Linked DNA regions of Homo sapiens: all the other regions are linked to region 3. A link is a contact called in ENCODE Hi-C or POLR2A ChIA-PET data. All regions are on one chromosome and are shown on one strand. The core of a region is the stretch at or near the end of the contact, and the rest is flanking DNA. Distances in the headings are between cores, read along the strand shown. Region 1 overlaps SH3GL1 (SH3 domain containing GRB2 like 1, endophilin A2). Region 2 overlaps STAP2 (signal transducing adaptor family member 2). Region 3 holds the start of ZBTB7A (zinc finger and BTB domain containing 7A).

Region 1 (2,700 bases), core at 118-2,617, 300 kb before region 3:
CTGCCACCCTGATGCAGGTTCAGTCAGCGGAGGGTGGTCTCACCCCTGAGCCCTGTTGGGTCCCTGGCTACTGAGTGGCCCCATTATTTTCCTCCGTTTCCTGCCATGCGGGGTGGGAACAGGAGGCGAGCCTTGTGGGTATGGGATGGACTCGAGTGCGGAGCTGTCATTGCCACTGCTGAGTCCGCTGCACTAGTCAGGGCTACAGCCAGCCTGCAGAGTCTCCCTCGGCAGGAATGGACTGCTGGGACCATGGCCTCAGTCCTCCCTCCCCACCGGTAGGGTCTCTGATGCGGGGGCATTGGGGCTGGCTGCCCCACAACAGGCAGCTCTTGCCTGGCAGATGGCACCAGGGTTAGGAACACTCGCTCCTGACAGCGAGCCCAGAGGCGCCCTCTGGTGAGCCTCCCCGTGGCGCCCAGCTCTGCCGCAGACTCTCGGTCCCCTCCGTGCTCAGCAGTGTGCTGGTGTGGAGACCGCAGTGAGTAGGGCCCCAGCGGGCAGGAGCCCACGCTTGGTTTCCGCGCTTGCGGCCGGCGCTGCACGTGGCCCGGCTGCCTTGCTTTTCCCGTGTTTCCCTTGTGGCTGCTCATCCCTGTGTCCATCTGTGCTGGTTTCTAGCCCATAAGCCTTGGAGAGAAGGGGCCTTACAGGGTTGTGTCCCCTGCCCAGTGCCTGGCCCGTGGGGGACCATCAGTCACCACAAGGGACTTGGCTGGAGCTGAGCAGAGGGACCCGGGTAGTTAGGGCACAGCCTCCCGGGTGTCAGGGGTGCGAGGAGTCAGGCGGTTGTGGGGGTTCAGGAAGTCGTCCTGGGGCTCAGGAAGGCAGGGTCCTGGATTCCCAGGTGAGATGGGCAGGTGGGGCCAGGGCCAGAGCCAGAGGCCACCAGGTGGGTCTTTGGTACCGTGGCGGGTCCCCAGCCCCTCCCCTCAGAGGCAGGATGTGGTCCTCGCCGGTAGGGCCTCTCCTCCTGCCCTGTGAGAGGCAGGGGGCTGGGGAAGGGCCCTGACGGAGCCACTCCTGCCAGCCTGCACACTGGGTCCTGCCTGGGCAGGTCGTGGGGCCGGGGTGGCCTCCGCCCAGAAGGTGTGGTTTCGCAGCCCGCTGGCTTCAGTTCTCCTCCCGGCTTCCCAGAAGAGTCCAGTCTCACATCAGCCACTCATTTCCCTCTCCGGCAGCCGCTGGCTCTGAGCACGCCCTCTCTCGCCACAATCAAAAGAAGTGAAACTGTCCCAGGAAATAGAGTGGAACGCCCCAAAAACACCTAGGGAGGGGGGGCTCCTTCCTCCTAATGCCTTCAGCAGAAATGGAGGGCAGCCCCACTCTCCTGCCCCGCAAGGGACAGTTCCTGCTTCTCACCTGTGCCAGAGTCAGCCCTCCCGCGGTGGGTGTGACGAGGTGATTTTTTTTTTCTTTCTTCTTTCTTTTGAGATGGAGTCTTGCTCTGTCGCCTAGGCTGGAGTGCAGTGGCTGGATCTCTGCTGACTGCAAGCTCCACCTCCCGGGTTCACACCATTCTCCTACCTCAGCCTCCCGAGTAGCTGGGACTACAGGCACCCGCCATCAGGCCCGGCTAATTTTTTTGTATTTTTAGTAGAGACGGGGTTTCACTGTGTTAGCCAGGATGGTCTCGATCTCCTGACCTCATGATCCGCCTGCCTCAGCCTCCCAAAGTGCTGGGATTACAGGCATGAGTCACCGCGCCCGGCCAACGAGGGGATTTTTAAGAAGCTTCCAAGGTGCTGTGTGGCTGAGTTGAGAGCCACCAACCCACAGGCAGGAAAGGGACAGGGGTCAGAGGCATGGGGCCTGTGCTCACTGAATGCCCGGCACACCCCGCACATGAAGGCAGGTGGACAGAAAGGGTCCCGATGCGTGGGTGAGGACAGTCCCGTGGTGTGGGGGCTTCCAGAGCCAAGCCTTGGAGGAGGGCCAGGAATTCCTTGGCAAAGGGGCTGGTGTCTTTTTGGGCAGGTTGCCAGGACACAAGACCAGCCGTGTACTCCGGGCAGGCTACCTTTTGCAGAACTTGGGGTTGGGGGCATTTGCACTCATGGTGCCTTGGGCTGTGACCTCCAGGCATGGGCTAGAGGGTACACCAGGTGCCTGGCGTGGGCAGAGCCCCAGGCTCAAGCTTCTCCTGCCCCCGCACTTCCTGCTCTTGGGTCACTTCCTCCCAGGCTGGGTCCTAAACTCCTGACTGCCCTGCTGGACACCCCCCAGCCCCACACAGCCAACGCAGTGTGGCACCACACGGACCCTCATGGCATCCCTTGGCCACGTCTTGTGACAGCTCGGGGCAGGCAAGCACCAATCAGACCTGGGGAGCACCAGGGGCACAGGCCATGGCCCACGGCACGCAACACCTCACTCTCCTGCCCAGGCCGTGTGTGCACGTCTTCACACAAGTGATCAGACCCGGGATGTTAAATTTGCCGATGACTTCAGAGATGGCACACCCTGTGACACTTGGCCCCCAGAGGGCAGGGCCAAGCTTGTGACCTCAGGCGGCCTCCCTCTGGGAGCCTCCATTTGTGGCAGGGCCTGGCAGCCACTCGGCTCTTCATGAAGCGCTGTGTGCTGGGAAGGGCCTCACACTGTCCATCCTCACTCTGTGCGGCATCCCTTGGCGCCAGGCACACATGGGATACGTGGGGTGAAGAAAGCAACGCCTGTGCTCAGACAGCGGTGCTGGGG
Region 2 (2,893 bases), core at 356-2,855, 260 kb before region 3:
AAAAACCAAAAAACCCGGCCAGATGCAGTGGCTCACGCCTGTAATCCCAGCACCTTGGGAAGCCGAGGCGGGCGGATCACCTGAGGTAGGGAGTTTGAGACCAGCCTGACCAACATGGAGAAATCCCGTCTCTACTAAAAATACAAAAATTAGCCGGGCCTGTGAGGAAGGGGAATCGCTTGAACCCGGGAGGCGGAGGTTGCGGTGAGCCGAGATAGCGCCATTGCACTCCAGCCTGGGCAACAAGAGCGAAACCCTGTCTCAAAAAAAAAACAAAAAACCCCACAAAAACTAGGAGCCTGGAAGGCCGGACTGGGTCTCCGTGGGAGGGGCCTGGGTCTGGAGAGCAGGGCAGGGTCTCCTGGGCCTAGGGGATGGGGATGGGGCTGGGTCTCAGAGGAGGCAGGGTTTACGTGCAGAAGAGCGGACTTGGTCTCCGGGGTCCCGAGTGGGTGACGCGGCCCGCCACAGGTGCTTCCTGAAGGTGAGCCGGCTGGAGGCACAACTGCTCCTGGAGCGCTACCCCGAGTGCGGGAACCTGCTGCTGCGGCCCAGCGGGGACGGCGCCGACGGCGTGTCGGTCACCACGCGGCAGATGCACAACGGGTGCGCATGCGCGTCTGGAGAGCCCTGGGTGGGAGGAGGGTGGGAAGAGGGTGGGCGCGGGGGCGTGGTCAGAAGCAGGGGCGGAGTCCGACCCGCTAGTGGGTAGGCCAGGGGACGGAGCCAGAGCCGAGACGGGCGTCTGGGGACGGAGTCAGAGCTGAGCTGGGCGGATTGGGGGAGGAGTCAGAGCTGAGGTGGGCGGATTGGGGGAGGAGTCAGAGCTGGGCTGGGCGGATTGGGGGAGGAGTCAGAGCTGGGCTGGGCGAGCTGGGGCGGGTGGAGTCAGAGCTGAGCAGAGTACACTGGTGGCGGAATCAGAGCTACGCTGGGCGTGTTGGGGCGGAGTCAGAGCTGGGGTGGGCGGGCTGGGGGAGGGGTGGAGTCAATGCTAGGCAGGGGAGCATGGGGGCGGAGTCAGAGCTGGGCAGGGAGGGCTGGGGGCGGGATCAGAGCTCCGGGGTCGTGGGATCCTGAGGCTGGCCTTGCCCCAGGTATGGGGTTAATGCCTAGGGAAGAAGGTAGAGCCCAGGCCGACTCCTTTGCAGGAAGAGCCAGGTCTTGGGTTAGGAGCTGGGACTCCCTGTAGGTGGAGTCAGACTCCTAGGTTAGGATCGGCCCCTCCGGAACGTCAGGTACGCAGGGGCCAGGTCTGGGCCACTGGAGGGGATGAAGTCAAATCCAGGGATGGGAATGGGCTCTTTGGGCAGCGTCAGGATCTACGGGGGGGAGTCATGGCCGTGATCCTTTTTGGAAGTTGAGTAGGGCTATGGAGGCGGAGCCAGCCCTGGGGGCGAAGTCAGAGCCTTATGCCAAATTCTCAAGCCCAGTCCAGGGTTGGGCAAGGCGATGTAGAAGGTAGAGTCGGTGCCTGGGGGTGGAGCCATTACAGGGGGCGGGGCCTACCTGGGGCGGGGTCTTTAGGGCCTGGTTCTCCCTAGGCGCGGTGCCAGAATTAGGGGCGGACCTTTCCTAGGGTGTTGTCAGTCTGGCCTGGTCCCTCGCTGGAGGTGGTGCCAAGACTAGAGGTGGGGTCTTCTGTGGGGGTGGGTCGGTCGGGCCTGGTCCCCGCTGGGAGCAGTGCTGGGATCGGGCAGTCAGTGCTCCGGGAGGTCAACGGGGCTTAGGTCCTTTATGGGGTGGAACCAGTCAGTGGCGGGGCCTTCTGTGGGGGCGGAGCCAGTATGGACCTGTTTCTATTGGAGGCGGAGCCTGGAGTTGGGGCGGGGCCTTCCCTGAGGGGCGGTGTGGGAGCCTGGGCTGAGCCACTCACTCGCTTTCTCCTGGTGCAGGACGCACGTGGTCCGGCATTACAAGGTGAAGCGGGAGGGCCCCAAGTACGTGATCGATGTGGAACAGCCGGTGAGCGTTGGGCCAGAGTCCCTAGAAGTGACTTTGTGGGGTCCGCGTCCCTTCTCCAGCAGCCTGACCGCTCCCCCATCTGCCCCCAGTTCTCTTGCACCTCCCTGGACGCCGTGGTCAACTATTTCGTGTCGCATACCAAAAAGGCGCTGGTGCCATTCCTGTTAGACGAGGACTACGAGAAGGTGCTAGGTGGGTGCCCCTTCGGGGAGTTCGGGGGCCCAGTGCTCACCTCTCCCGCCCCCGCTCGGACGGACCGGGCCGCCCCTGGCCGCCGCGCTTCCTCCAGGCCGCCCTCTCTGTTCCAGGCTACGTGGAAGCCGATAAGGAGAATGGCGAGAATGTGTGGGTGGCGCCCTCCGCTCCGGGCCCAGGTGACGCCCCCTTCCCGCGGGCCGAGGTGGGAGGGATCGAGGACCCCGCATTCAGCCACGCCCCCTCAGTCAGTTTGGTGGCTGCACCTCCTGCATCTGATGTTCCCAAAGTTGCAGGGACAGAAATGACTCAGACCCTGCCGTCAGGGTGTGTGTGTGGGGGAGGGGGCGGGGGTCCCAGCTTGGGACAGAGCTAAACACAGACACTCTCATCCTGTAGGGTTGAATTTGGGGTGGAGGAAAAACCTGGGCTCGGGGGAGGCGCCTAGAGTTCGGGAGAAGATGGGGGCAGAGCAGGGAAAGCTTCCCAGAAGAGTGGGTCTTTGCAGATGGTCCCAAAGGATCTCCTTAGGTAGAAATGGGCATTGAGGGGTCAGAGGGTACACCCGGACAAGCAGTAGCCCCACAGGGACCGAGAATCCGGGTGGGTGTTGGGAAAGAGGTGGAAATCGGTCCTGTTTATGGAGTGGGAAGAGGAGGCAGAGAACACACTAGAAAGGAATGTAGCGTGGGTTGTCTGGTCTTCCCTGGTCTGGGCGTATGCAAGGACCCCC
Region 3 (2,904 bases), core at 208-2,707:
ATTATTACAAAAGCCAATCCAACCCGTTTGGGTGTTGAAAGGCGCTTTTAATAAATTGTGCGAAGAAGCCATAAACTGTGTCTCTCGCAGGAGAGGCTTTGAAGTCAGAGGACAGGCTGGGTACACTACACCCAGGCCGGTGGTGGTTCCCGCTGTCAGGTGGTGTTGGTACTAAGAATGCCAGATAATAATAAAACATAATAATGACCCTGGGATTAGGTGTTAGAATGAAGGCACAGTGAGCCCCGGAACAGGGTCACCCACTGGATAAGCGCTCACTAAACGGCAGCTAAAGCAGCTGTCAGTACTCTCTCTGTCTGGAGGAATGAGGAAGGGGAAACTGAGTCCTGGAGCCCTCCCCCCCCCCCCCAGGCGCGCGGTCGCACCAGCCAGCCCTCCCCGGGCCGGGCCAGGACGTTCTCACCACTCGTGCCCTGCTCCCCCTTCCCTGTCCCCCGCCGGACCTCTCCCACGACCGGGGAGGAAGTGGGAGAAACGGACAGGGGAAAAAAAAAAGTCGCGCTGAACCAACGCCTCCCCACTCCCCACCTCCGCCCCTCGCGAGCCATGCAGACCCCCTTGTGCCAAGGAGCGGCCCGCGCGGACCAGGCGTCCAGGGCCCGGTCCCCGTCCCGCCCCGCGGCCCGCAGCCGGGTGGGGGAACTCGCGAAGCCGGGAAAACAACCGCCCTCCCCGCCCCTCGCCAACCCCTTCCCCCGCTGACGCCCCTAGCGCAGCGGGGTGGAGGCGACTCCTTTATATAATCGCGGGAGGGCAGGTTGGTGGTTTCATTTAGGGACCCGGGAGCCCCGCGGACCCGGGCTGTCCTTGGCAAGGCCACCCCCCGGGGTCCCTGGCGCGGCAAGTCCCACTGAGGCCCGGGGAGGCCCAGGGCCTGGCCTTGCGGGGGGATCCCCACCGCCTCACCCCCAACCCACCCCCGGCAGCCCAGGCCGCGCGACCCACACGCCCGCGTCGCTCCTCGCTGTGCGCACCGCGCTCCCCGCCCCCGCTGCCATCCTGCCACGCCCCGGGCGTCGGGGGCACAGCCCGCGCCCCCCCGCACCCCGCCCCTGCGCAGAGGCTGGGGGCCTGTTTATCTGGAGGCCCCCACCCCCCCTCCACCCCGGGGGGCCCGCTCCCCCCGCGCCCCGGGGAGCTCTGGGGCCAGATAAGCTGGCAAGCTGGCACGGCGCCGCGCGGCGGGGCGGAGAGGTCAGAGGCGGGGGGGCGCGCCGGGGCGGGCCGGACCCCCCCCCCCGACTTGACAAAACCTAATAACAGCCCGGTCTCCCCGGCGCAGCGGGCGAAGCCCCACGGGAGGGCAGAGACGTGGCAAGAGGGGACCTGCCGAGCCTGTTCTGGCCTCCGAGGCCAGGCTGGGGGGGGCGGGCTGGGCGTGGGGGGGCCGGCGGCTGCGGCACCTTTAAGACAAGGGAGGACCCCTCTTGCCCTCGGAGAAACCAGGAAGGGAGTCGCGAGCATCATACGGGGCTTTGGCTGTACTGTACAGTTACTGTAGGGGCAGTGACGCCGCCGCCGCCGCGCGAGGGAGCGACCAGGGCAGCGCGACGCGGGCAGAGCGAGCGCCGCGGACCCCGGAGGCGAGCGGCCGAGGGAGCCCAGTCCCAACTTCGGGCCCCGGCCCCGCGCGCCCCGGCCCGGCCCCGCGAGGTAAGTCAGCGCCCGGCGCGGCCCCCGGCACGGGGTGCAGGGCGGGGACGGGCGGGGGTCGCTGCGGCCACCGCTGCCCCCTCGGGAAGGGGAGATCCGGGGAGCCGGGGACGTTCCCCCAAGTTTCAGAGGAAGGGGTGGTTGGCAGCTGCCCGGAGGCTGGAGGCGCCCTGGATCCCGAGCGCGGGGAGGGGGCGCCGCCCGGGAAGGGGGGATTGGGGGCTAAGTGCATGAGCTTGTGCGCCAGCCCCCCCCAACCCGGGTGCATGGCTTTTCGGGGCTCCCAGGCGCGCGGGGAGCGGGGGAGGGGAAGCAGGGCTGCATTGAGGGTGGGGGGAGCCGGCGTGGGGAGATAGGGGGGCGCGTCGCCTGCTAAGTTTCCAGCTGAAGACGAGGGGCGCTCTCGCCCCCCGGGGGCCTATTCGGTGCTGCGTGCATACGTTGGAGTTGGCCAGGATTGAGCTCCATGGGGGATGGGGGGGAGGGGGCTGAAAAAACAGGGAGGGGGGCTTCGGAAAGGAGGGGGAAGGGGTGGGGTGTCCGGGTGGGCGGGCAGGGCCGCAGGGACCTCTGGGCTTCGTAGTCCCTCCGCCGTTTGCAGCCGGCAGGTGGCAAGCGGCTTGGACTACAAGTCCCAGGGTGCCCCGCGCCGACAGCCCGCCGCGGCCTGCGGGTAGGGGCGGTGCGGAGGAGGGGCGGTGAGCGGCGGGCCGGAGAGCCAATGGGCGCGGGCCGATCGCGCGGCGCGGCGCGGGGGCGGGGCCAGCCCGCCAGGGGGCGGGGCCTGGAGCCGGGCTCCCCTCGCCGGGGGCCGGTGGCGGTCCCGGCTTCCGGCTGCGCGGCCCGCGGGCCGGCCCCCTCCCCGCCCCGGGGCCCCTCCCCGCCTGGTTGTGTAACCGTCCCCAGCCCCCCTCCCCTCGGCCCCCCGCCCGTGGGGGGGGGGTCACCCTCCCCGCGCTCCCCGGGGAGGGCGGCGGCCCGGGCGGCCGCGCGGTGCAGGCGAGCCCGGGGATGCGCGGCCTAGCGCAGGCCGGGCCCGGGCGTGGGGGAGGCGGGCGGGCGGACCCAGATCCGGGGTAATTTGCATCGCCCTCCCCCCAGCCCGGGTGGGGATTGGCCGCCGGCGGCGGGGGGTGGCGCGGGGCCAGGCTCACTGCCGCCTCCCGGCCCCTCGGAGGGAGCCAGCCCAGCCGCAGCCGCCGCCACCGCCGCCGCCGGGGCCGGGCCCCC

The links. Hi-C counts contacts between places; a loop is a spot of excess contacts on that map. ChIA-PET counts read pairs that join two places held with the same protein, here RNA polymerase II (POLR2A). Pooled maps may share reads with other maps.
Region 1: a pooled map shows a loop between it and region 3 (4-fold over the local background). The contact joins the enhancer-like site here to the promoter of ZBTB7A in region 3. A Hi-C loop is called at or near these places in 4 of 50 pooled maps. POLR2A ChIA-PET finds 5 or more read pairs at or near these places in 2 of 52 experiments (GM12878 and OCI-LY7).
Region 2: a map with no recorded cell type shows a loop between it and region 3 (12-fold over the local background). The contact joins the enhancer-like site here to the promoter of ZBTB7A in region 3. A Hi-C loop is called at or near these places in 7 of 37 single-sample maps with no recorded cell type and 11 of 50 pooled maps. POLR2A ChIA-PET finds 5 or more read pairs at or near these places in 2 of 52 experiments (Caco-2 and HepG2).

Annotation. Positions count from the first base shown.
Region 1 is chr19:4,367,803-4,370,502 of GRCh38, reverse strand. All of the region lies in intron 1 of SH3GL1 (SH3 domain containing GRB2 like 1, endophilin A2), which reads left to right. Among named protein-coding and RNA genes, the nearest start is that of MPND, 26 kb to the right of the region's middle. RefSeq lists enhancers at 1-561, 1,014-1,203, 562-1,511. Within about 2 kb of position 1,367, at least 33 of the 41 ENCODE cell types and tissues checked have a DNase peak (open chromatin) inside an H3K27ac peak, as active enhancers do; they include GM12878 and OCI-LY7, where a contact is called at or near this core.
Region 2 is chr19:4,326,388-4,329,280 of GRCh38, reverse strand. It overlaps STAP2 (signal transducing adaptor family member 2), which reads left to right. Exons shown (of 13, transcript NM_001013841.2): 6 at 472-606; 7 at 1,896-1,965; 8 at 2,055-2,157; 9 at 2,274-2,339. Among named protein-coding and RNA genes, the nearest start is that of STAP2, 11 kb to the left of the region's middle. RefSeq lists a silencer at 552-801 and an enhancer at 1,771-2,752. Within about 2 kb of position 1,605, at least 7 of the 41 ENCODE cell types and tissues checked have a DNase peak (open chromatin) inside an H3K27ac peak, as active enhancers do.
Region 3 is chr19:4,065,452-4,068,355 of GRCh38, reverse strand. It overlaps ZBTB7A (zinc finger and BTB domain containing 7A), which reads left to right and starts at 1,457. Exons shown (of 3, transcript NM_015898.4): 1 at 1,457-1,674. RefSeq lists silencers at 607-936, 997-1,106, 1,317-1,376, 1,417-1,466, 1,477-1,676 and 1 more.